Linked DNA regions of Homo sapiens: region 2 is linked to region 1. The links are chromatin loops, found by intact Hi-C in ENCODE. Cell type or tissue: dorsolateral prefrontal cortex. All regions are shown on one strand. Links, peaks and the distances in the headings refer to the core of each region. The heading gives the core; the rest is flanking DNA.

Evidence for each region. Peaks named below come from ENCODE experiments on the same cell type or tissue, not always from the same donor. Only the 100,000 strongest peaks of a DNase experiment are listed, where the experiment ranks them.
Region 2: it touches region 1 in a loop (2.8-fold over the local background); 4 of 110 quality-filtered maps call a loop at or near these places.

Annotation. Positions count from the first base shown.
Region 1 is chr12:125,327,522-125,332,043 of GRCh38, reverse strand. The region is part of intron 1 of TMEM132B (transmembrane protein 132B); the gene reads right to left. Among named protein-coding and RNA genes, the nearest start is that of TMEM132B, 140 kb to the right of the region's middle. RefSeq lists a silencer at 880-939 and enhancers at 1,470-2,195, 2,196-2,922. In dorsolateral prefrontal cortex, for the core only: CTCF peaks have their summits at 755 and 958 (motif pointing left); DNase peaks (open chromatin) are centred at 943 and 2,620; H3K4me3 peaks cover 1,455 bases; H3K27ac peaks cover 1,200 bases.
Region 2 is chr12:125,770,442-125,774,963 of GRCh38, reverse strand. No RefSeq gene overlaps it. Among named protein-coding and RNA genes, the nearest start is that of LINC00939, 210 kb to the left of the region's middle. In dorsolateral prefrontal cortex, for the core only: a CTCF peak has its summit at 1,745 (motif pointing right); no DNase peak of the experiment used is centred there.

The DNA of each region.
Region 1 (4,522 bases), core at 214-4,213:
GGGCAGGGCTCAGTGGCTCACGTCTGTAATCCCAGCACTTTGGGATGGCTTGAGGTCAGGAGTTAAAGAGAAGCCTGGGCAACAAGTGAGACCTCAGCTCTACAAAAAAAATGTAAATAAAAAATAACCAGGCAAGACAGCAAGTGTCTGTAGTCCCAGCTACTTGGGAGGCTAAGGTGGGAGGATCGTTAGAGCCCGGGAGGTCAAGGCTGCAGTGAGCTGAGATTACACCACTACACTCCAGCCTGGGCGACAGAGCAACACCGCATCTCCAAATGTATCAAATAAATAACTTGTAATAATATAGCCATTTTATAGATTCAAAAACGAAGGCACAGAGAGGTCAAAAAACTTGCCTAAGGTCACACAGCCAGTAAGGGGTGCAGCCAAGAGTGGGCCCCAGAGTGTGGGCTTAACCCCTGCTCTGCCGGGTCCTGGCATCTGTACAGCTCCTGCTCCTCTTCCTCAGCTTGGGGAAGAGACTCAGCTTCTTCCTGGTGAGCCACATGTGAGCTGGTTCCAGATTTCACCCGGAGTAAAGGGCTCATGTGCTGCTTTTAACCATAGCGCGACCTCGAAACCCGTGGACTAAAAGCCACGGAGAACTCGGGAAAGAAACAGCACCTCCCCTTCACACAGACCCCAGGGCTTCGCCGTGGACCCCACCCTGGGTAAAAACCCTTAACAGCAGCCTTGGGAATCTTGGTGCGGAGGAAAAATACAAAGCCTCAGTCCCCTTTTCCTGGAATGCAATTCAGAGCTTGTCCTGTGTCGCTCAGAGTCAGCGGAGGACGAAGCGGACTCCTGGGGCAGCAACGCGGAGGAGGGGACCGACCCGGGAGCCCGGACTGAGCCCACCCGGACCAGGCCCTCCCCGGCGCTGTCCCCGCCCCGCTCCCAGTCCGGCTCCCTCCTCCGCAGACCCCGGGCCTCGCGGGCAACACCGCCACCCAGTGGCCGCCGCCGCCAGCGCTGCACGAGGAGCCGGTGGTGCATCCCTCCCCTCTTCCAGAGACGAAACCCCGATTTGGGCGGTTTAGGGCAATCTGGGGACTTTCACCAAGGCCCACTGCTGCTTTCCAACAGAAACCCCTTAAACACCTCCTGCCTCAGCCTCCTGAGTAGCTAGGAACACAGGATGTGCTAATTTTTATTTTTATTTTTTGTGGAGATGAGGTCCCACTGTGTTGCCCAGGCTGGTCCCAAACTCCTGGCCTCAGGCAGTCCTTCCACCTCTGCCTCCCCAAGTGCAGCTTGGTTAGGCAAAGTGTTGGAATTGCAGGCATGAGCCACTGTGCCCAGCCAAGAAATTTTAATTTGCCTGTGAATTTTTTTTCAAAGCAATACACTAGGTAGAAACATTTGCACATTTTAAAGCTTTTGATACATATTGCTGTTTTACAGAAAGGCCTCTGCCCTCTTGGCAGCATTGGATATACTTTTTAAAAAATCTTTGCCATTTCACAGTAAAAAATGATAGTTTATAGATTAAAAAATTTAAATTTGACAATTAGTGATTAAGTTTTTTAAATGTTTACTGGCCATTTTTTTTCTTTCTTTGTAAATTTCTTGTTGTCATTTGTCTATTGTTTCCATAGGAAGTACTTAACTTTTTTCTTGAGCAATAGAAGTTTTTATGCATGAAAAATGTCAACCATAACTATAGATAAATAAAATCATCTTCATGGCTGCAAAAAAAAAAAAAAAAAAGAAACCCCTTAAACAAAGCACGACTACTCTATGGGACCAGATTCTTTGTTTGCAAGTCACACAAACCCAAACCAGGATAGGCTTAGGGGAGAAAGGGAGTCACTGTCCCCAAACCATCAGCCTGGACAGAGGAGACCACAAGTGGCAGCCAGCACCCCGTGGGTTCTCTGTGCTCCGGAAGAATATGAAATTCTATTTGGAAGCGGGGACGCACCCACACCACACGCATCCCGTGACCCAGAGCAACACCTGGGTTTTCCATCAGTCCAGCGTGACACAGATCGTCGGACCACAGCGTCGGCCACGGAACAATGGCCACAGGCTGCCAGCAGGGCTACTGCATTGAAACCCTCTCTCCCCTTCCCTTTGTCCACTTCCGTCACCCTGAGAAATCACAAAGTGGAGAACTGATTTTTGCCTGTATCTGTCGCATTCCTTCCAGTGAAGATCGGGTAGTTTTATGAAAGGGCTTTTTCTTCCCTTTGTGTTCAGGGGTATTCACTCCATGGGGAAAATCTCTCTAGTCCCTGGCCTGAAAGCTGTTCCTGTTGTTTCCTTTCATTGGCCACCTGAGTGTCAAGGGGCCGGGGCTGGGGGAACACTTTAAAAGGCCAGTCTCAAGAGAGATGAATACAGCCTGTGTCAGTGACAATGAGTGGTTTGGGGACAAAGCCACGACAGCTCTGAGACATCCGTTAGGGAATCGTCCCAGGAAAGTAACCAACCCATTGTCCCATCTCGTTCCAGCCAAAAGCCACTCAGACCTTATCATCCTCCTCAAGTCAGTGCCTCATAGGACCCCAGACCCAAGGGTGGAGGGAGCTTGGGTTCTAGAGAAGGAGGCTTGGGCTAGAAAGTCAGCCTGCCTCTTGCCTGGCTGGGCTGCCTGGTGAGTGACTCAGCCCTACTTAGCAAGACAAGAATACCATCTGCCTCCTGGGGTTCTGTCACATTCAATGGGATGGATCAGGCACACTCATTTGTCTAAGTCAGCTTGGCCAGCTGTAACAAATCCATCATAGGCTGGGAGGCTTCAACAACAGATATTCATTTCTCACAGGTCTAGAGGCTGGAAGACCAAGATCAAGGCGCCAGCAGATTTGATGTCTGGTGCATGCCTTCTTCCTTATGGACATGCATTCTTGCCATATCCTCGCATGAGGGAGGAAGCGCTGGTACTTCTTTCTCTACTTATAAAAGCACTCATGAGGGCCCCACCCTCGCAACCTCACCTAAATCTAATTACCCCTCGAGGGCTCCACCTCCTGATACCATCACATTGGAGATTAGGGCTTCAGCAAATACATTTGGGGGTGGGGGAGAATGCGAACATTCAGTCCATAACAGGGTTCATTCAGTATCCATTAAGAGCCAGTCCTGTGCCCGGCACTGAAGTTGCAGGGAGGATAGAGCAAAGCAGCCCTGTCCTCACAGAGTTTAGTCTAGTTTGGAGCTGAAGAATGAACAAGCCATTCCAGTAAAGAAAAGCGAGAGTCATGAGGGCACATGTACCGAGGAGAGGCCCCAGTGCGGTCTTGAGGGAGCCAGAGAAAACAGGACCTGTAGTTCATTGAATGGTGCCCCCAAAACACATCCACCTGGAACCTTACTTGGAAATAGGGTCTTTGATGATGTAAGCAGGTCATATTGGACAAAGGCAGACTTTAAATCCAATGACTGGTGACCTTAGAAGCAGAAGAGAGAACAGAGACAGGGAAGGTCATGTGAAAATGAAGTGAGAGACTGGAGTGATGGGGCCACAAGCCAAGGAATGCCTGGAGCCACCAGAAGCTGAAGAGGCAGGAAGGATCCTCCCTCCCCTAGAGCCTTCAGAGCAAGTGTGGCTCTGCCAACACCTTGATTTTGGACATCTGCCCTTCAAAAGAGAATAAACGTATGATGGATGCCCCAGGAGACTAACACAGTAGCCGAAGGACACGTGGAATAGCCAGGTCCCATTTGGGGAAGAAGGCTCCCAGCAGAGGAAACAGCATGGGCAGAACACAGAACCCTGCTGCAGCTGCAAGGGTGTGGTGGCTGGGCAGGAGTGAGGGCACCGTGCTGGGCTGGAAAGGGAGGAAAGGGCACATCCTTCAGGGCTGGCGGAGGCCACTGCATTGTGTTTGGACTTTATCCCAGGGTAATGGGAAGCCACCTGAGTGACTGAGGTCCCAGGTTCATGGCACCACTTGATATAACACGGTTAAGACATCACTCTGCTATTACGGAGAATGGACTAAAAGCAGGAAAGGCCAAGACAGGGAAATGAATGCGATGGCCCAGCCCCAAGGGCAGGGTGACTTTGTTTTACAAACGGGCCAAAGACGGTCCTTGTAGACTGGCCCCAGGTTTACTTCTTCAGAGTTGGCTAGGGCCATCCATTCTCCAAGACCCCCGGTGCCAAAATCAAAATTTTACACAACCCATTGTTTTAAATGTAGCCCAAAGAAGCAGACTCTTAGCTATGTAGAGCCCGCCTGCTTTATATATCCTGAGAAACTGCACCCAGCATCTGCCAGCCACAGATTTTTTTTTTAAAACCTTGGACTATAGAAGACCCCAGGCAGCTGCTGTCCCTTGGAGCCCCCTGGCCCAGAGGCACCCAATGGTCCTGCTGTGTGACCTGGACACTTAAGCCCCCTCTCTAGCTCTCCTTTTCCCCAGGAGTTCCTTCTTCCTTCCTGGTTGGCTGGTGGCCCAGGTGATGGCCACAGTCTCTGGAAGGTCTCCTGCTATGGGAGACGTCCCCCGCATGCAACCTGTCAACATACTGCCCAAGTAAAAAAGCTCACTCTTCCTGATCAGGCCTGAA
Region 2 (4,522 bases), core at 237-4,236, 440 kb before region 1:
AACCTAACAGTCTCCATCTTCTGCCTCCTGTGTCATTTCTAAGAACCCTGGTAATAGCATTGAGCTCATTCATATAACCCAGGCTAATCTTCCCATCTCAAGATCAGCTTCTTAGCAACGTTAATTCTATTGGCTACCTAAATTTCCCCTTGCCATGTAACCTATCATATTTACTGGTTCTGGGGTGTCTTAGTCTGTTTTGTGTTGCTATAAGGAATACCACAGTCTGGGTCATTTATAATGAACAGAAATGTATTTGTCTCACAATTCCAGAGGCTAGAAAGTCCAGGATTGAGGAATCGTATCTGGTGACGACCTTTTTGCTCCGTCATAAGATGGCGGAAAGCATCACATGGGTGAGAGAGAAAGGAAATTTGGCCGAACTTTTCATTTTATAAGAAACCCACCCTCATAATAATGGCATTAATGTATTCATGAGGGCAGAGCCTTCATGACCTAATCATTTTTTATAGGCCCCACCTCTCAATACTGCTGCATTCGGGGTTAAGTTTCTAACACATAATCTTTGGGGAACATATCCAAACCATAGCATGAGAATTAATATCTGGACAATTATGGGGATGAGGCAATTATATTGCTTGCAACATCTACCTCAATATCTCCAGGTGCCCTTTTCCCATTGTGGTCCGCACCTCATTGTAGAACTTGTGAACTCCAGGCAATTATCCTTCGTTAAGACAAAAAGAATTCTCTTGCAATATGTTGTTGCAGGTATAAAGCATAATATAGCAAATAATCATGTGCTCAGTACTTTAGGGATGAAAATTGTGAATATAATTTATGAAATCTCTAAATTATAAATCCCTAATTTTAATCCCTCCATGGAAACCTCTATTTGTGGGGATATTCTTTTAACTTTGGGTACTTCTTGGCATGAAAACTTAAAAGCACTGTTTATAATTTCGAGTAGGAATACACATAAAGGAGAAGTTTTATATTTGCTGTGATTTAGTATACGGTCTACTAATATTTCAAAAAGATATCTATTTCAATATATTTTACTTCATCTCATCTAATAAATTCCTTGTAAGCAGCAATGCTAGTAATTTTAAAATCTGTTAAAATATTATTGGTCAATATCAAGTTTGTCATAAATTTACCCTAACTTTGGAAACAGGCCCAGTAGCCAATTTTGCATTGTTTCTTGCAAAGGATCCGTAATTCACAATTATCATTGACTTAAATATAAGATATTTAATCCTGTGAAGCACAGGGTTTGTTTGAATAAAAAATGATTCCCCTTTAATTAGAGGTTTTCATCAAGCTAATTTCGGCATACTATTCAGTCCATGGTCTCCGCATTGCTAGCACCACTTTTAATATGGAGAAGGACTCAAGAAAGGACTCAGGGGAAGAGCAGAGTTAGAAAAATAACCAAAATATGTGTTGGGGACACAGAAAGCTCTAAGCCGCCTGTTTCAGCAAAAATATAGACGTTTGGGTTCTTTGATTGTGACAGTGTGTGATTCAAGTAATCAAAACATCTTGGTGAGGCATTTATTTTTGGTCTCCAGACAGGGATGTTGGAAGCTATGGGAAACTATCTGTCTGCTGTCAGTCTCTGGGTGTGACTTTGGAAAAAATGGGGTGTAAGGGCTCCCTGCCCTTCCTTTTCTGAAGGAGTTACTCCTCAGCCCGGCTGCGGGGCGGGAATTGACGTCACCGACGTGCTGGGTGTTGGTGGAGGCTGCACGTGTGATCCACTAGGGGGCACTGAGTGTCCTCGAAGGTCAATGGAAACGCCTTTAAAACACGTGGGTGCCAAGTCAGCCCATTTAAGCCAAAGATCATGCAACAAGCATTTGACACCAAAGCTAAAGCTCCCCTTCCAGAGAAAGAATTTGGGCTGCTGGGAAATTTTATTTGGGAAAATTACGTTTATTAACGACTTTGGAGCTATATAGTCCCAGACAGTAAGGTTTTACTGAGAAAATATCAGTATCCACACTAAAGTTTTCTAACGCTTTTAGTATTTGGGAGCTATTGGAAAATCTAGACAGTTCACTCAATTAGGAAATAATATCCTAAAAATATAACCAGTGTAATACCACGAAAATGTCAAATTTTCAGCAAATTCTTCTTTATCCCGGTTAAATTGGTACTGTGGAAACATGCTCTAGAAAATACTTTATTTTGCAGTAGTGATCATTGCCCTGACAATTGCCTTTCTTGTTAAAATGGGGCTCACAATGTGTATTGATTTCTGTGATAAGAGACACTGAAAGGTTCCATGGAAAATGAATACAGGGCTGCATCAGTGGCACCTGCTGAGGACCAATGGCCAGAGTGAGCTGTGTTCATGCTGGCTCAACAGGTGTCTCAGAGCCAGAAAACCACAACAGCTGGGCAGCTGTGCTTTTCCTCACCCCTTGGAGTGCAGCCTCCTCAGGCCGTGGCTGCAGAATCATGAAGTAGAGGCCATGGCCACTCTCCTTGCTCATTTGCCATGCTCACCCTGTGCTGCCGCTCAGCTGCATGGGCAGGTGTGATGGCTTCCTTACCCATCATTTACTCTAATCAGGTGGAGGGGGGCTTTTCCCTTTCACCTGAGGTCAAGGCTGCCTCAGCATAGAAAACACATCTCCAAGAAAAGATGAGGACATTTGGCGTTCGAGGAAAGTGCTAATTTTCCTGGGTTTGTGTGTTTTTGTTTGATTAAGAAAAATTGTATTTGGATAAACAAACACTGGCCATTATCATATTCAGTCCCTCCACTGTGTGGAACCCTTCCCGTGTCAGGAACATCTCTTATCACTTATACACATGGATTTTTTTTAAAAAACCAGCAACAATTTATTTACAAGATATGGGTCCATCTAAAGACAAGAGAAGCCCAGCAAATTCCTCTTTTTCTTTTAAAGAGCAATGTCAACACAAGTTGACAGAAACTGTGGCATATATTAATATTGACATTTTCTAAATAAATACTGTCAACACATGCAAAAGCATTGTAACATAATTATGGTAGTCACTTGTAATTATGGCATTTGTTAAAATGTTAATTTACAGCAACTGCAAATTCGTATTGGGGAAATAAGATGTAAGCTTCAAGTTGTTCAAGGACTGTCTTCTTCCCGTCCTTCAATGGCACTCTCTTAGTGCCGCAGCTTTCCTTGCAGATAACTCTAAAGAATTCACCTGAGATCAATAAGGAATTCAGTATAATATAGTTTGGATACTTGTCCACACTCAAATCTCTTGTCGGAATGTAATCCCCATCGTTGGAGGTGGAGCCTGATGGCAGGTGTTTGGGTCATGGGAATGGATCCCTCATGGCCTGGTGCTGTCCTTGCAATAGTGAGTGAGTAGCTGCAAGATCTGGTTGTTTAAGTGTGTGGCACCTCCAGCCTCACTCTCTTCTGCTCCCACTCTTTCCATGTATGGTGCCTGCTCCCATTTCACCTTCTGCCATGAGTAAAAGCTGCCTGAGGTCTCCCCAGAAACAGAGCGGATGCTGGCACCATGCTTGTACAGCCTGCAGAACTGTGAGCCAATTAAACCTCTTTTCTTTATAAATGACCCAGTCTCAGGTATTTCTTTACAGCAATATGAAAACAGCCTAACACAAAGGGCCCACGCAAATGGCCCAACAAGCATCCTCCAGTCACACCCCCACCCCCCACCATGAAACATCCACTTGAGTTGATCAGTCTTCAGTGGTGAGGAACATGGATTTAGAGTCAGAGAGGAATGGGTTCCATTCCTGAAACTGATACTTGCTATGTATAAAAGTTATATTTTAGGTAAATCCAATTTTCAAATCCATAAAATGTGAAAAATTAGAGTACCTGGTTCATTGGGTGGTTAGGGAGAAAATGAGATACTAGATGTGAAGTAATCAACACCACTATTACCTTTTAAGTCTACTTCTCAGTTAATAATAACTGTCATTATTAATTATAAAATAACGTTATTATTCTTTTTCCAAATAGAAATATTTATTAATAATAAGTTTTACTCTGCAATTTTGCTATGAATTTCTGAAGATGAAGGACTGATATTTTTCCAGTCACTGGTCCTAGCACAGCACTATTTATGAAGATGAGGTTTAGTGAGTATTGGAAACATGGGCTCAGAGAACCAAAAGTAATAGCAGACATTTCATATTCTGCCTTTAAAAATAGTTAGATGGCACAGCAACATACCTATAATTATCTAAGCAGATTATATACAAAATTTTAGTTTAGTTGCACCCCAAACTAAATTAATGCAATAGTTTTAGCTTACTGCAGAATTGAAAAATTATATTTTTTCCATTATCAAAACAAAAAGCACACTCTCATGCATTTTCTCTCTCTCTCACACACACACACACACACACACACACACACACTCTGTCATCTTTTTCCCTCCCTCCTAAAACCAAATGGCAAAATAAAGATTTAAAAATGTCTAGAGATGGGAACACAAATGTTTGTTTTATTATTCTCTATACTTTTCTGCAGGATTGATATGTGTCTCAAATTTTTTTTAAAAAAATTAATGTTTGTTTCTCTGGATC